2 separate regions of the Homo sapiens genome follow, and region 1 is linked to region 2. A link is a contact called in ENCODE Hi-C or POLR2A ChIA-PET data. All regions are on one chromosome and are shown on one strand. Each heading gives the region's core, a stretch centred on a gene start or an enhancer-like site at or near the end of the contact. The rest is flanking DNA. Distances are from core to core; before and after follow the strand shown.

The links. Hi-C counts contacts between places; a loop is a spot of excess contacts on that map. ChIA-PET counts read pairs that join two places held with the same protein, here RNA polymerase II (POLR2A). Pooled maps may share reads with other maps.
Region 1: a pooled map shows a loop between it and region 2 (2.1-fold over the local background). The contact joins two enhancer-like sites. A Hi-C loop is called at or near these places in 5 of 50 pooled maps. POLR2A ChIA-PET finds 5 or more read pairs at or near these places in 3 of 52 experiments (activated B cell, activated naive CD4-positive, alpha-beta T cell and activated naive CD8-positive, alpha-beta T cell).

What each region holds. Positions count from the first base shown.
Region 1 is chr1:65,038,462-65,045,246 of GRCh38, forward strand. It overlaps a transcript of JAK1 not described here. Among named protein-coding and RNA genes, the nearest start is that of MIR3671, 16 kb to the right of the region's middle. Within about 2 kb of position 3,135, at least 9 of the 41 ENCODE cell types and tissues checked have a DNase peak (open chromatin) inside an H3K27ac peak, as active enhancers do.
Region 2 is chr1:64,914,125-64,921,196 of GRCh38, forward strand. The region is part of intron 1 of JAK1 (Janus kinase 1); the gene reads right to left. It also overlaps the pseudogene LOC100130270. Among named protein-coding and RNA genes, the nearest start is that of JAK1, 49 kb to the right of the region's middle. RefSeq lists an enhancer at 1,782-2,076. Within about 2 kb of position 3,372, at least 26 of the 41 ENCODE cell types and tissues checked have a DNase peak (open chromatin) inside an H3K27ac peak, as active enhancers do.

The DNA.
Region 1 (6,785 bases), core at 1,885-4,384, 120 kb after region 2:
GTGCTAGAATTACAGGCGTGAGCCACCATGCCCAGCCATTCCATTTTGAAATTCTTAATACTTTTTTGAAGAAGGGGACCCACTTTTTCAGTTTGCACTGGGCCCCACAAATTATGTAGCCAGTCATGAAAATATTTCACATAACTTTTATGTCAAACCTCCCCATTCCTTTAGACATCTTTGTTTGTTTGTTTTGAGACAAGGTCTCACTCTGTCACCCAGGCTGGAGTGCATTGGCATGATCTTGGCTCACTGCAACCTCCGCCTCCCAGGTTCAAGCAATTCTCATGCCTCAGCCTCCTGAGTAGCTGGGATTACAGGTGCCCACCACCACACCCAGCTAATTTTTGTACTTTTAGTAGAGACGGGTTTTGCCATGTTGGCCACGCTGATCTCAAACTCCTGGCCTCAAGTGATCTGCCCACCTTGGCCTCCCAAAGTGCTGGGATTACAGGCGTGAGCCACCGCACCCAGTCTTGTGTGTGTGTGTGTGTGTGTGTGTTTGTGTGTGTTTGTGTAGAGACAGGATCTCGCTATGCTGCCTAGGTTGGTCTCAAACTCCTGGCCTCAAGCAATCCTCCTGCCTCAGCCTCCCAAAATGCTGGGATTACAGGCTTGAGCCGCCACACCCAGCCAGTACACACACACATACATATTAACCTCATCTGATAGTTTGAGATAATAGATGGGAAAGTGTTTTGAACAGTAAAAGTCCTATGAAAATGCAAGGGGGCCAGGTGTGCCACCACTGCCAACCTAGACATCCTTTTGACCATGCCAGTTGCTCTCTTTGTTCCCACAACTCACTACAGACTCTAGATATGATTGAGTCAGTGTGGAGTATAGAGATAACTCAAACAACCTTGTTATAAAAGTTCCTAGTATGTATGTTTTTAGTAATAGATAATGCTTATCCAATGTTTCCTATATGGCAGGCATTATGTTAAATACATTATATGTGTTATTTAGTCCTCACCACCATCTTTCTAGTTAAGAAACAGATTTATCTTCAGTTTACAGATAAGTAAACTGTGGCTTCGAGAGGTTACATCATTTGTAAGCTACTACAGTCAATAGGTGGCAGAAAGAAACTCAAACCCAGGTTTGACTGACTCTTTTACACTATATTCTACTATGGCTTCTCTCAAATTATTAGAGGTATTCACACTATTTGGGGACACTAAAGGCAACACACATTGAGCTGCGTACCAGTGGTGATCTTACTGTCAATGACTTTTGATCTAGGGTGATTCAGCAGGAAAGGTATTTTTGGATGCTGACTGAGCTTCTCCGACACAGCCATTGCCTTTTCCAGGGTTATGTGTTCTATTTGGTTCCTTCCTGAGGATTCCCCCCATTCCCCTAGGCTTAGCCTCTGTATTAGTTTCCAATAGCTGCTGTAAGAAACTACCACAAACTTAGTGTCTTAAAAACAACACAAGTTGTTTTTAAGGTCAAAAGTCTGAAATGCGAAGAGGCACAGTGGCTTACACCTGTAATCCCAGCACTTTGGGAGGCTGCAGCGGGTGGATCACCTGAGGTCAGGAGTTCAAGACCAGCCTGGCCAACATGGCAAAACCCTGTCTCTACAAAAAATATAAAAATTAGCCAGACATGGTGGTGGGCACCTATAATCCCAGCTACTCGGGAGGCTGAGGCAGGAGAATCCCTTGAAATTAGGAGGTGGAGGTTGTAGTGAGCCAAGATTGCCCCACCACACTCCAGCCTGGGCAACTAGAGCAAGACCCTGTCTCCAAAAAAAAAAAAAAGAAGTCTGAAATTGGGCCTCAAAGGGCTAACATCAAGGTGCTAGCACAGATGCTTTCCTTCTGGAGGCTCTGGAAAGAATCTGTTCCTTGACCTTTCTATCGTCTAGAGGCCACCTGCCTTCTGTGGCTCGAGGCCACTTCACTCCAGCCTGTGCTTCTGTCATCACATCTTCTCCGACTCTCCTGCTTCCCACTTGTAAGAACCCTGTGATTACCCTGACCCACCTGGGTAATCCATAGTAATCTCTCGACCTTACAATCGGGATGAGCAACCTTCATTCCATCTGCAACCAGAATTCCCTCTGGCATTTAACATAACGTGTTCTCAGGTTCCAGGGATCAGAATGTGGACCTTTATTCTACGGACCATTATTCTGTCCACAACAATCTCCCTACTCAGCCCTCACATACACACACATGCCCAGGTCCCCCTGTGCTCTGGATTTCAGGGCCTTCCCCATCCCACTCACCTACCCATAGTGGCGCTCTGGTTTTTCTGTATTCATTCAACAAACATTTATAGAACACCTATTATGTCCTAGGCATTTTGCGAGGGGCAAGGGATACCACGAAAAAAAACATAGTCCTGCTTTGAAGGACCTCACATTTCAGAGGAGCTGACAGAAAAATCATGAAACACAAGAAAACATGGCAAATATTGGGGTGGGGTAAAGGAAGCCCAGGAAGTGAAGTTTTTATATAGGACTTGGGGTCTGGGGAGGGCAGGGATATACAAAGATGTATATCATCGCTCCTGTTGCTATCACAGATCCATCATTTCAATGTAGTGGGTATCATCACGGAAAAAGAGGGCCTGCAATCTGGGCTCAGGATTTCCTGAAATGTCAAGTGCCCAAACTGATGGCAGGCAGAGCTGGACTGCTCAGAGACCACAAAGTGCAGGGACACCAGACCTCCTGAAGGCCTGGCTGTCGCACGGGTCGGAGCAGCCAGCAAGAGCTCCTTATTACCGTGGCGAGGAGACCGCGCCAAGTGGAAAAAGCTATTTACAGTGTTGAAGGGGGAAGGGCTCATCCCAGTGGGTGATTTTCTCATTTCCCCAGGCTGAACCTGACCTAAAACAAACTTTCATTTTCAAAGCTGAAAGGGGAAAACTTGCTACATACACAAAGATGGAGTTTTAGTTCCTCTGCATCTCAAATGTGGAGTCTGAGGAAAGAGCCAGTACCCCGTAAGCACTGGATGTTTTCTGTTTTAGATACTGTATCAGCCCAGGACCCTGGATATGCCTAGCGACCCACCTGTGCTCCAACCTGTGCTCTCTGTGTCGTCTCCTACCTGATGGCCTCTGTGTAACCCTTATCATAGCAAACACAGAAGCGATCATCTGATTCTGTATGTTCCTGTACACAGACATTTCACAGGAACCATGGGGCGCTAGTTTCCAGCTCTGTACTGAACTCTACTGTCTCCTTTCAGAAACACAAGCAAATACTTATACTATATATACATACAGTTGGTCCTCCCATCTGAAGATTCAACCAGCCATGGATCAAAAATATCTGGGCTGGGCACGGTGGCTCACGCCTGTAATCCCAGCACTTTGGGAGGCCAAGGTGGGTGGATCACCTGAGTTCAGGAGTTCTAGACCAGCCTGGCCAACATGGTAAAACCCCGTCTCTAGCAAAAATACAAAAAATTAGCCAGGCATGTTGGCAGATGCCTATAATCGCAGCTACTACTTGGGAGGCTGAGGCAGGAGAATCACTTGAATCCAGGAGGCGGAGGTTGCAGTGAGCAGAGATCTCACCACTGCACTCCAGCCTGGGCAAGAAGAGCAAAACTCTGTCTCAAAACAAAACAAAACAAAACAAAAAAATCTGGAAAAGAAAAACAAAACAAAAAAACCCTCAAAACAGAAAACACTATAAGAATAAAAAATAACGAATTTTAAAGCAGTACAGTATAACAACTATTTACATAGCATTTACATTGTATTAGGTATTAGAGGCAGTCTAGAGATGATTGAAAGTATACGAGAGGATGTGCATGGGGTAAATGCAAATATTATCCCGTTTATTATCAGGAACTTCAGCTTCCATAGATTTTGCTACCTGAGGGAATCCTGAACCAATCTCCCTCAGATACTGAAGGACAACTGTATATACTTTTCATTTTCTTAGTCTTAGTTATGAAAAACCAGGCACTCTTATTTAACACACACACACACACACACACACACACACAAACACACCCCAGAAATTTCTTTTTACAGTTGCTCATACACAAAAAGCATAGAGAAGACTGAATTCATGTTACATCAGGTGACTTGGTGAAATAACTGGTGTTTCATATAGGGCTTTAGAGTTGGCCGAAGGTTGTCCTGGCCACTGAATTTTCTCCTTATAACAACCTTATGGAATAGCTGTCTTTGATGCGGGTCCAGTAAGTACTAGGTACCTGTCAAATCCAGAGTCCTCTTCTGAGAGCACTGACTCAACGGGGACTTTTCATTTTTTACTATGTTTGATAAAATAACTTCTGTTCTTGGTCTACAGAGAACTAAACTGAGGATGAGTTCAACTCTCTGCTTTTCTGCTTTTAGTCCCTATCTGCTAGGTGGTCATCAGCCTCAGCCAGAACACCTCTATCGCATGGGCATCACCTCCAAGGCAAGCTCCGGCTTCAGTTTGTTCTGACTGATGGCCAGAGAGAGAAGTGTAAAGATTCTCCTAGTGCTTCTGCAAGAGAACCACAGAGAGGAAAACACCTTTCAAGGAGTTTGGTGTGGGCCCATTACAGGTTCTCTATGTTGGAAATGACAAACCAACCCAATCAGATCCTTTCTGCAGGACAATATGAATGACAGGTGGTCTCAGAAAAAGTAGATCATGGAATCTAATGTTTTTCACTCAAAACAGTGCATGAGACCTGCTGTTTATCCCAATCGCAGAAATATGAGGACTTGGAGTTACTCTGTGACTAAAGAAGACATGGTATTGCATCTTTGTAATTAGCCTCCATTAATAAGGGGAATATAATATAAAGTCCTAATTTTTATGCCTATTCTAAAGGTGAGGAGATGGAGTCTCAGAGATATGAAGTAATCCACAAGGTCTCCTAGCTAGGAAGTGGCACCTACTTTCAATAACCTTGGTTACAGATTTTCATTAATAATAAAACAAACTCAATAGAAAAACTTTTTTAAATGTATAGACTTCAGATAATAAAAACAAAAACCTATACCACAATTTGGATGAATCTCCAGGGAGTTATTCTACATTGAAAAAAAGCCAATTCCAAAATGTTACATAGCATATGATTATATATATATATAGTTTGTTTTTGTTTTTTGTTTTTGAGACAAAGTCTTGCTCTGTTGCCCAGGCTGGACTGGAGTGGCATAATCTTGGCTCACTGCAACCTCTGCCTCCCAGACTCAAGTGATTCTCCCACCTCAGCCTCCTGAGTAGCTGGGACTACAGGCATGCACCACCACACCTGGCTAATTTTTTTTTTTTTTTTTTTTTTTTTGCTTGTTTGTTTGTTTAGATGGAGTCTCCCTCTGTTGCCCAGGCTGGAGTGCAGTGGCACAATCGCAGCTCACTGCAACCTCCGCCTCCTGGAGTCAACAATTCTCCTGCCTCAGCCTCCCAAGTAGCTGGGATTACAGGGGCCCACCACCACACCTGGCTAATTTTTGTATTTTTAATAAAGATAGGGTTTCACCATGTTGGCCAGGCTGGTCTCGAACTCCTGACCTCAAGTGATCCACCCGCCTTGGCCTCCAAAAGTGCTGGGATTACAGACGTGAGTCACCGCACCTGGCTGAATTTTTGTATTTTTTAAGAGATGAGGTTACACTGTGTTGGCCAGGCTGGTCTCAAACTCCTGACCCCAGGTAATCCACCTGCCTCGGCCTCCCAAAATGCTGGGATTACAGGTGTAAACCACTGTGCCCAGCCCTATTTACGTAACATTTTTGAAAGGACATAATTTTAGAAAGCAAGGATAGACTAGTGGTTGGCAAAGGTTAGAGATATGGATGGGGCTGGGTTTGGAGGCTCAGCAGGCTGGGACCCTGAACTGGTGATGTGGAGATGGTTGTTTCTGCTTTTTGGCAAAGTGCAGAGTGAGCTTTAGGTCAGATGTTTTTCAGTGAGCCCATCACAGGAAATCCTTGGCTTTCAGGACAATTTCTGAGCTTATTGTCTACCTTAGAGAAAGTAAATGAAGTTGCAAGTTTTTCAAATGGGTTAGTGTGACATTAGGATTAATACCTACGTACCTGCCTGTAGAAAAAGAATGCTTATGGCAGCTTGGTGCTGTAGAGAGTCAACGTGACTTTTAAGTGAAGGTGAAGATTGATGACAATCTGCAAACCACTGCACCTGTGTGGTGGAAAGTCAGGGTGACCAGATGGCTTGGGAAGTGGAGCCTGAAAGAGTAGTTCCAATTTGGTCTTGTTGTTTTTGCTGAGCTGGTGGCTGTTTGTAGCCAACAGGCCAACGGCAAGGGGAGAGATGTACACGCAGTTTGGGCGGCAGTACAAGAGAGGAGTGAAGCAAAAGAGGACAACTGAGTGCAACAGCAAGATTCATAGCTCCAGCAGGCTGTGTCCTGCTGTCACCCTTGGAGACTGTGATGCCCTGGGCAAGTCTTTTCTCTGAGTTTGATTCTCTGTTTGTAAAACATAACAATGAACTGTTGCCCAGCCTACATTACCAGGTTGTTGGAACAAATGGAATGATGCAGGTAAAAATATTGTGTGATTATAGACTAGTAATGGGATTTGGTAGCATTCCAAATCTAGTGGTCCCTAAATAAATAATTTCTGTACCTATGTTTTAGAAAGTAAGTCAACTCAGTCTGAAGACTGGTGGGTCCACGGTCCTCGGTCAGCACCGCTAAATGACTGGGTCTTGGCAGTGCCTGTCACACTCACCATGAGTTCTTGTATTGGGTCATACAGCTGGGGAGGAAGAAGGCATGATGGCCACATCAAAGCTGAGCTCTAATAACTGCAGCGGACTTCTTACTTTGCTCCCATGGCTG
Region 2 (7,072 bases), core at 2,122-4,621:
AGAGCAGCTGACAGAAGGCAGAGACCAGCAGTTTGGAAGCAACTGCAATGGTCCAAATAAAAGATGATGTTGAACCAAACACTATGAATCCCCTACCTCAGACAAGGGGCCAGGCACTAGGGATTCAAAAATAAACACGATCTACTCGCTGCCTTATGGAAAGTGAGGTTAAATGAAGAGGGAACAATTTTAATATAAGAGAATGACCATAGATGCTTCAAATAAAAGGTTTAAGTTAAACAATGGAATGCTTCTGACTCTAAACACTTTGAGAACTGCTAAAGAAAAAGCTAACACAAAGTTTAGAGGTTGTAAAGTCCCAAAACAACGAAATAAACAGCTGAGGAGAAAAGAACCTTTCTGAGACAGAACTATCCAAGGCTGACCTCTTTTATTAAGTGGTTGTAAGGATAACTGGGAAGTATCTGGGCAAATACATGGTTTTGTTTTGTTTTTTTGAGACAGAGTCTCATCTGTCACCCAGGCTGGAGCGCAGTGGCGTGATCTCAGCTCACTGCAACCTCTGCCTCTGGGGTTCAAGTGATTCTCCTGCCTCAGTCTCCTGAGTAGCTGGGATTACAGGTGTGCACCACCATGCCCGGCTAATTTTTGTATTTTTAGTAGAGATGGGGTTTCACCATGTTGGCCAGGCTGGTCTTGAACTCCTGACCTCAAGTGATCCACCCATCTCTGCCTCCCAAAGTGCTAGGATTACAGGCATGAGCCACTGTGCCCAGCCAAACACATGGTATTTAAAACACAACTATAACTATAGTATTGCAACTTGGGGAACGTGTGATGGGTGGGTCTTTCCTCAATACAAGATAAGGCACAACACTATTTAATAAAAAAAGCTCTCTGATTTTTTAAGTCTGATCCAACTTCAAATCCCACTTACTAGCTATGTGACCTTGAGTCAATTATTTTACCTGCCTCTCTTCACTATAAAATGAGAATAACCACATATATACCTTATAGGATTGTGAAGGTAAATGAGGCAGGATTCCCAGCTAAAATGGCAGATTGAACAGAAATACCCAATTTCACTCCCTTCTGAAACTCCACTAAAATATAGTACATATTTTTAAAATATATAAAGTAGTATAATAAATACAGCATGGCTTTTCTGTTTAAGACCAAATTCACAAATATGTAAGGGGAAAAGAAGAGGAGAAAACTACAACTTTGGAAACTGGAAAGTAGTTGGATATGTAAAAAAAAAATTGACTTCGATAATCCACAAATACTGAATCCCAAGCTGACAATGGCAAAAGCTGATAACCAAATTAACGTATACCACAGAAGTCTCCAAAGTCACAGGAACTGGAAGGAAGCACCAGTAACTGGGGTGAAGAAAGAGGGCCAGAGAAAGGTGTTTGAGAAAAAGAATCCCGTTGGCCACTCCTCTGCCCCAGCAAAAGTCTAGACCAGCACTGTCCAGTAAAATGGTCCACAATAATGGAAACGTTTTGTATCTGTGCTGTGTCCAGTACGGCAGCCAGTCACATGTGGCTACCAGGCATTTAAAAGATGGCTACTGTAACTGAGAAACCGATTTCTTAATTTTATTAAATGTTAATTTAAATTTAAGTGGCTACCATGTGGCTAGTGACTATTTTATTATAAGGAAACACATATCTAGAGGTTTAGTTTCTGGAAAGGATAAGACAAAGGGTCCTGTAACTAGAGATGTCAGGTGAAGCATGGGAACCTCTGGGCACGCAGAAAGACGGCATCTGCACACATGCTGAGTGCTGGGGGCCAGGATGCTACAGCCTTCACCCTCTTCCCTGCAGCTCCAGAAATGCTGGCAGCCAGTCCCTAGCCCTCCAGGTGAGAGACTGGAATACTGTCTTCTGAGGAATGTGACCATCTCACCAGGACTGACCTAAAGACACAGAGGCTGGGAGTTCCCCAATGAATGGCTCACTCTTAGTGACGTTCAAAGTTCACAAGCCCGAGGCACATGCTCAGCCTTCCTCCAAGTTTAATCATAAACAAACAGCCAAGGTAAACATATGTCTGAGGAAAGCCTCTAATGCAGACATGGAGATAGAAAAAAGCAACTCAGAGAAAACATTACACAGAGAGAAAACTTTAAAAATTAATGTCTTCAGAAAGATAAAAGAATACCTTTTATTTGTGAATCAAGAATAAAATGTTTCTTTTTTAAAGTAACATTTCAGAGAAAAAAGGAGCTCTCGAATATTAAAAAGATAATAACAGAAATGAAAACACAGCTGGGAAAGGGCCCTACGGAACTTCTAGGTTGATAGAAATGTTCTATATTTTGTTTAGGGTGGTAACTGCACAAGCCTATATGATTGTCAAAACAGCCAAAGGAACACTTAGCATTGATAAGCTTTGCTGTAGGTAAATAATATCTTAATTTTCAAAAGCTAAAAAGGTTGGAAGATAATGTTTAGGAAAAGGCCAGGCGCAGTGGCTCATGACTATAATCCCAGCATTTTGGGAGGCTGAGGCAGGGGGATCTCTTGAGGTCTGGAGTTCAAGATCACCCTGACCAACATAGTGAAACCCTGTCTCTGCTAAAAATACAAAAATTAGCCAGGTGTGGTGGCATGCATCTGTAGTCCCAGCTACTGAGGAGGCTGAGGTGGGAGAATCGCTTGAACCGGGAGGCAGAGGTTGCAGTGAGCCGAGATTCTGCCGCTGAACTCCATCCAGCCTGGGTGACAGAGTGAGACCCTTTCTCAAAAAAAAAAAAAAAAGTTTAGGAAATAGGTTAGAAAAGAACAGTTTGAAAATAGGAGAAAAGAGATAAGAAAATTAAAGGGGGCAATCCAGACAGTCACATGTCTGAATTCCTAAAGAAAAGACAAAGAAAGTGGAGGGGAGAAAATCATCAGCAAAACCATTTGAGAAAGATTTCCCAGAACCAAAGGCTACCAGTTGCCAGGTTGGAAAGGCCCATCAAAACAATGGAGAAAAAGACCTGTTTGGGGCATTCCTGGGAAATTTCATAACATTGGAAACAAGGGTCTATAAAGCTTCCAAAAGAGAATAAAACAGGCTACATTCAAAAGATCAAAAATTGAGAATATTCTCAGGCTTTTTAACAGCTGCACCAAGGAAAGAGACAGGCACCCAATGCCTGCAAAATTCTGAAGGGAAACAACTTCCAACCCAGAAGTCTATAACCAGCCAAATTATCAACGAAGTATGAAGGAAGAATCAAGATACAGTTAGACATCAAAGATCTCAAAAAACAAACTGCTATGCATCCTTCTGAAAATAACAGGAGACAGGCTCCAACACAGGAAATAAAGATTAAACAAAGAGGAAGTGAAGGGAACTCCCAGGAGCACAGAACAGAGCGGTCTCAACACAAAAGCTGTGGCCAGCCTCAGAGGATGACCAATCCCCATGTGAGCAGGGCAACTTGAGGGATACTTATGTTGAGGGCAGTCACTGCCAAGATCCCCGTAGACTGCATTGAGGGTAGAATGCCTGGGTGAGCCTGGACCAAATTCCTAATGGAATTTGGTTTTTCTTAATCATGCACTGATGAAATTCCTGTTCCCCTGCTGTGTCCTGCTGCCTGAATCAGCAGAAGACTATTTCACCCCGCAGAAGTATTCCATTTGGCCTATTCCTGAGAGCTGGACATAAGCCAGGGTGGAGCAGCACATTCCTCTTGACTCCACTCCTCCCAGGCTCCCAACAGCTGGGCCCACTGCAGTCTTCTAGGTACCTCCAACTATGAGAAGCCCTGTTTCCCACAACTCATTCATGATCTTTTCCACTGACTTTCCCAAAAGGGTCCCTGCAACCTCTCAACTCTGGATCCAGACTTGACCCAGAGTTTCTGTTCAGACACAGGGGTAATGAATTCAACCAGAGACCATGAAGCTCTTCTCCTGGGAGCCTTCATCTAGAGATGGCATCACTGCCCTTTCCTTATACACCTAGGTTTATGCTTGCTCTGGGGACATATACACTGGTAGAAAGGGCATGATTAATACCAAAGTGGGGGTGACTGTTACCTCTGAGGGAAGTGCAGTGGAGGGGACTACCAGGTGATTTCTAAGATACCAGTAATGTTCTCTTTCTTAACCTGAATGGTGGATACATAGGTATTTTTCTCTAACTATACACATACTGTTTACATAGTCTTCTCTATGTTGATACATTTTTCAATTTAAAAAGTTCCCTCCATAGAAAATTAAATATATTTAGAGACCCTAAGTAGATACTCATTAATTTTCAATTACTTTATTCTGAGATACTACTTAGTCAAGGGCCTGGCAGCTAAGCTAGTTCTCTCCTTTTAAATCAGATGCCCTTGCTGAAAACATGCTCCACCAGGTCCTTGGTCAGGCCAAGGAACTGAGTTTGATCCCCCTCTTTGTATTTAATGGAGCTAGAGGTACCAGAGCAGCACTGTATGTCTTGCATCTGGCATTTCAATCCAGATGTTAGTTGGGCCAGAAAGAATGACCCAGGGCCCTGGAATAAACTGGGTTCCAATGAGCAATACAAGTTCTACTCAGTGAATGTGGATTACAGTAAACTGAAGAAAGATGGTCCAGATTTCTAAATGAAATGTTTCACTATAAAGCTGCTTAGAATGAAGATCTTCCAGAAGCTAGCTGCACTATTTTCCACTTAACTAGGAAATATTTCTCCTTTAGATACATGAAATCATGTTGATATAATGTGTTGGAGATTACATTAACAAATAACTGAAACTTGAAAAAAAATCAATTACCTTATCCTCTCCAGTAATCAAATACTACGCTTCTTTAAAGACCATCTTGAATGGCAGCAACTTTTTTTTCGAAGAAGAAAAATTTATAAGTATCTCATAAACAATTCTCATATTGATTACATGTTGAAATAGGATATTAATTTCACCTGGCTCCTTTTACCTTTTTTTTTATTATTATACTTTAAGTTCTAGGGTACATGTGCACAACGTGCAGGTTTGTTACATAGGTATATATGTGCCATGTTGGTGTGCTGCACCTGTTAACTTGTCATTTACATTAAGTATATCTCCTAACGCTATCCCTCCCCACTTCCCCCACCCCACAACAGGCCCTGGTGTGTGATGTTGCTCTTCCTGTGTCCAAGTGTTCTCATTGTTCAATTCCCACCTATGAGTCAGAACATGCGGTGTTTGGTTTTTTGTCCTTGCGACAGTTTGCTGAGAGTGACGGTTTCCAGCTTCATCCATGTCCCTACAAAGGACATGAACTCATCGTTTTTTATGGTTGCATAGTATTCCATGGTGTATATGTGCCACAGTTTCTTAATCCAGTCTATCATTGATGGACATTTGGGTTGGTTCCAAGTCTTTGCTATTGTGAATAGTGCCGCTATAAACATACGTGTGCATGTGTCTTTATAGCAGCATGATTTATATTCCTTTGGGTATATACCCAGTAATGGGATGGCTGGGTCAAATGATATTTCTAGTTCTAGATCCCTGAGGAATCGCCACACTGTCTTCCACAATGGTTGAACTAGTTTAGTCTCACCAACAGTGTAAAAGTGTTCCTATTTCTCCACATCATCTTTCTAAAATTCTACCTAGGCAATAATCCCCTGGACTTTCATCATTTGCCAATTTGTGCCATTATTTACTTGTAATATATGTCTCCTTAGCTAGGTTGAAAACAGAAATGAACAAAAGCATGACTTTTCCTAATGAGTCTTTCAAGTAGCTACTATAAAAACAATAATGGTCCTAAGTCAAATGGGGTGGGGCCTGACGGACACCCTAGATCCTCTCAGGACAGAGTCGGGTTCTTGGATGAGGTCCTTCCATCACTTAGTGCCTTCTCACCTCCAGCACCTGCTAAGCACAGGGCCTGGCACAGAGTAAGAACTCAAATGTTTCTCAATAAATAATAAACGACATCAAAAGAAAAAAGTGCTAAGAATCAAGTGACAAATATGACCCAAGTAATTAATGAAAAAGTAGCTCCCTATTGAAAGTTAAAAATCACTATGATCATTTCTGGTTAAAGAATCAAACAAAATTTTTAAGCATAAAGAGGAGATGTAGTATTAAGGATAATCCTTGAAAAGTATTTCCAAATCTGAAATTGACGGAAACAGGGAAAAGTGGCTTACACAAAATGAACTGTAATTTAAATGGAATAAACAGGACAAGTGTGGTGGCACATGTGTCATCCTAGCACTTTGGGAGGCCAAGGCAGGTGGATCACTTGAGCCCAGGAATTCAAGACCAGCCTGGGCAACATGGCGAGACCTCATCTCTACATAAAACATAAAAATTAGCTGGGTGTGGTGGCACATACCTGTAGTCCCAGCTACTTGGGAGGCTGAGAACTACACGAGAATTGCTTAAGCCTAGGAAGCAGAGATTGGAAAGAGTCGAGATCATGCCACTGCACTCCTGCCTGGGCGACACAGCAAGACTCTGTCTTAAACTAATCCAAGACTAGACTACACTAGACCAAACTAAAATTAAATTAAATTAAATTAATGCTGGCAGTGGAAAATTTCTCATCCAGCACATATACACTGGAGACAGCATGGTGTGGACTGAATGAGTTCTAACCCTGCCTCTGCCAGAACCTAACCTTGGGCCTTGGATAATTCAAGGAACCCTTCTGGCCCTCAGTTTTCCCCACTGTAAAACAGGCAGGCAGAATAAATGACCATGAAGCTCCCTGAAGGCCAATAGGGTTATAGGAGTCCATATATTCCTGCTTACTGATTCACTGACTGAGTTAAGTATCAAGGCAGTACACAGGAACAGGTCCAGTGCAAAACTGTCCCTAATATCCTACTGATAGAAAAAATAAGAGACACAGTTTCCAATTCAGGTGCTTTTGTACAGTCTAAGTTCTAAAAGCTTTTTATAAATGCTATGCTTTAAGACAGTTAAATGTATCCAGTGACTTTTAACCTGAAAACTGCTAAAGCCAAGGAAAATAATGTAAGTTGAACTCATGCCCATTTCTATTATAATTCCATTTTTCAGAGTAACTCATAAGCGTGCATGACTCACACATCTGAATATGATGAGATGTTCCTTTATCATTTCATCTTCTATGCCAGTAATCCCACATTACAG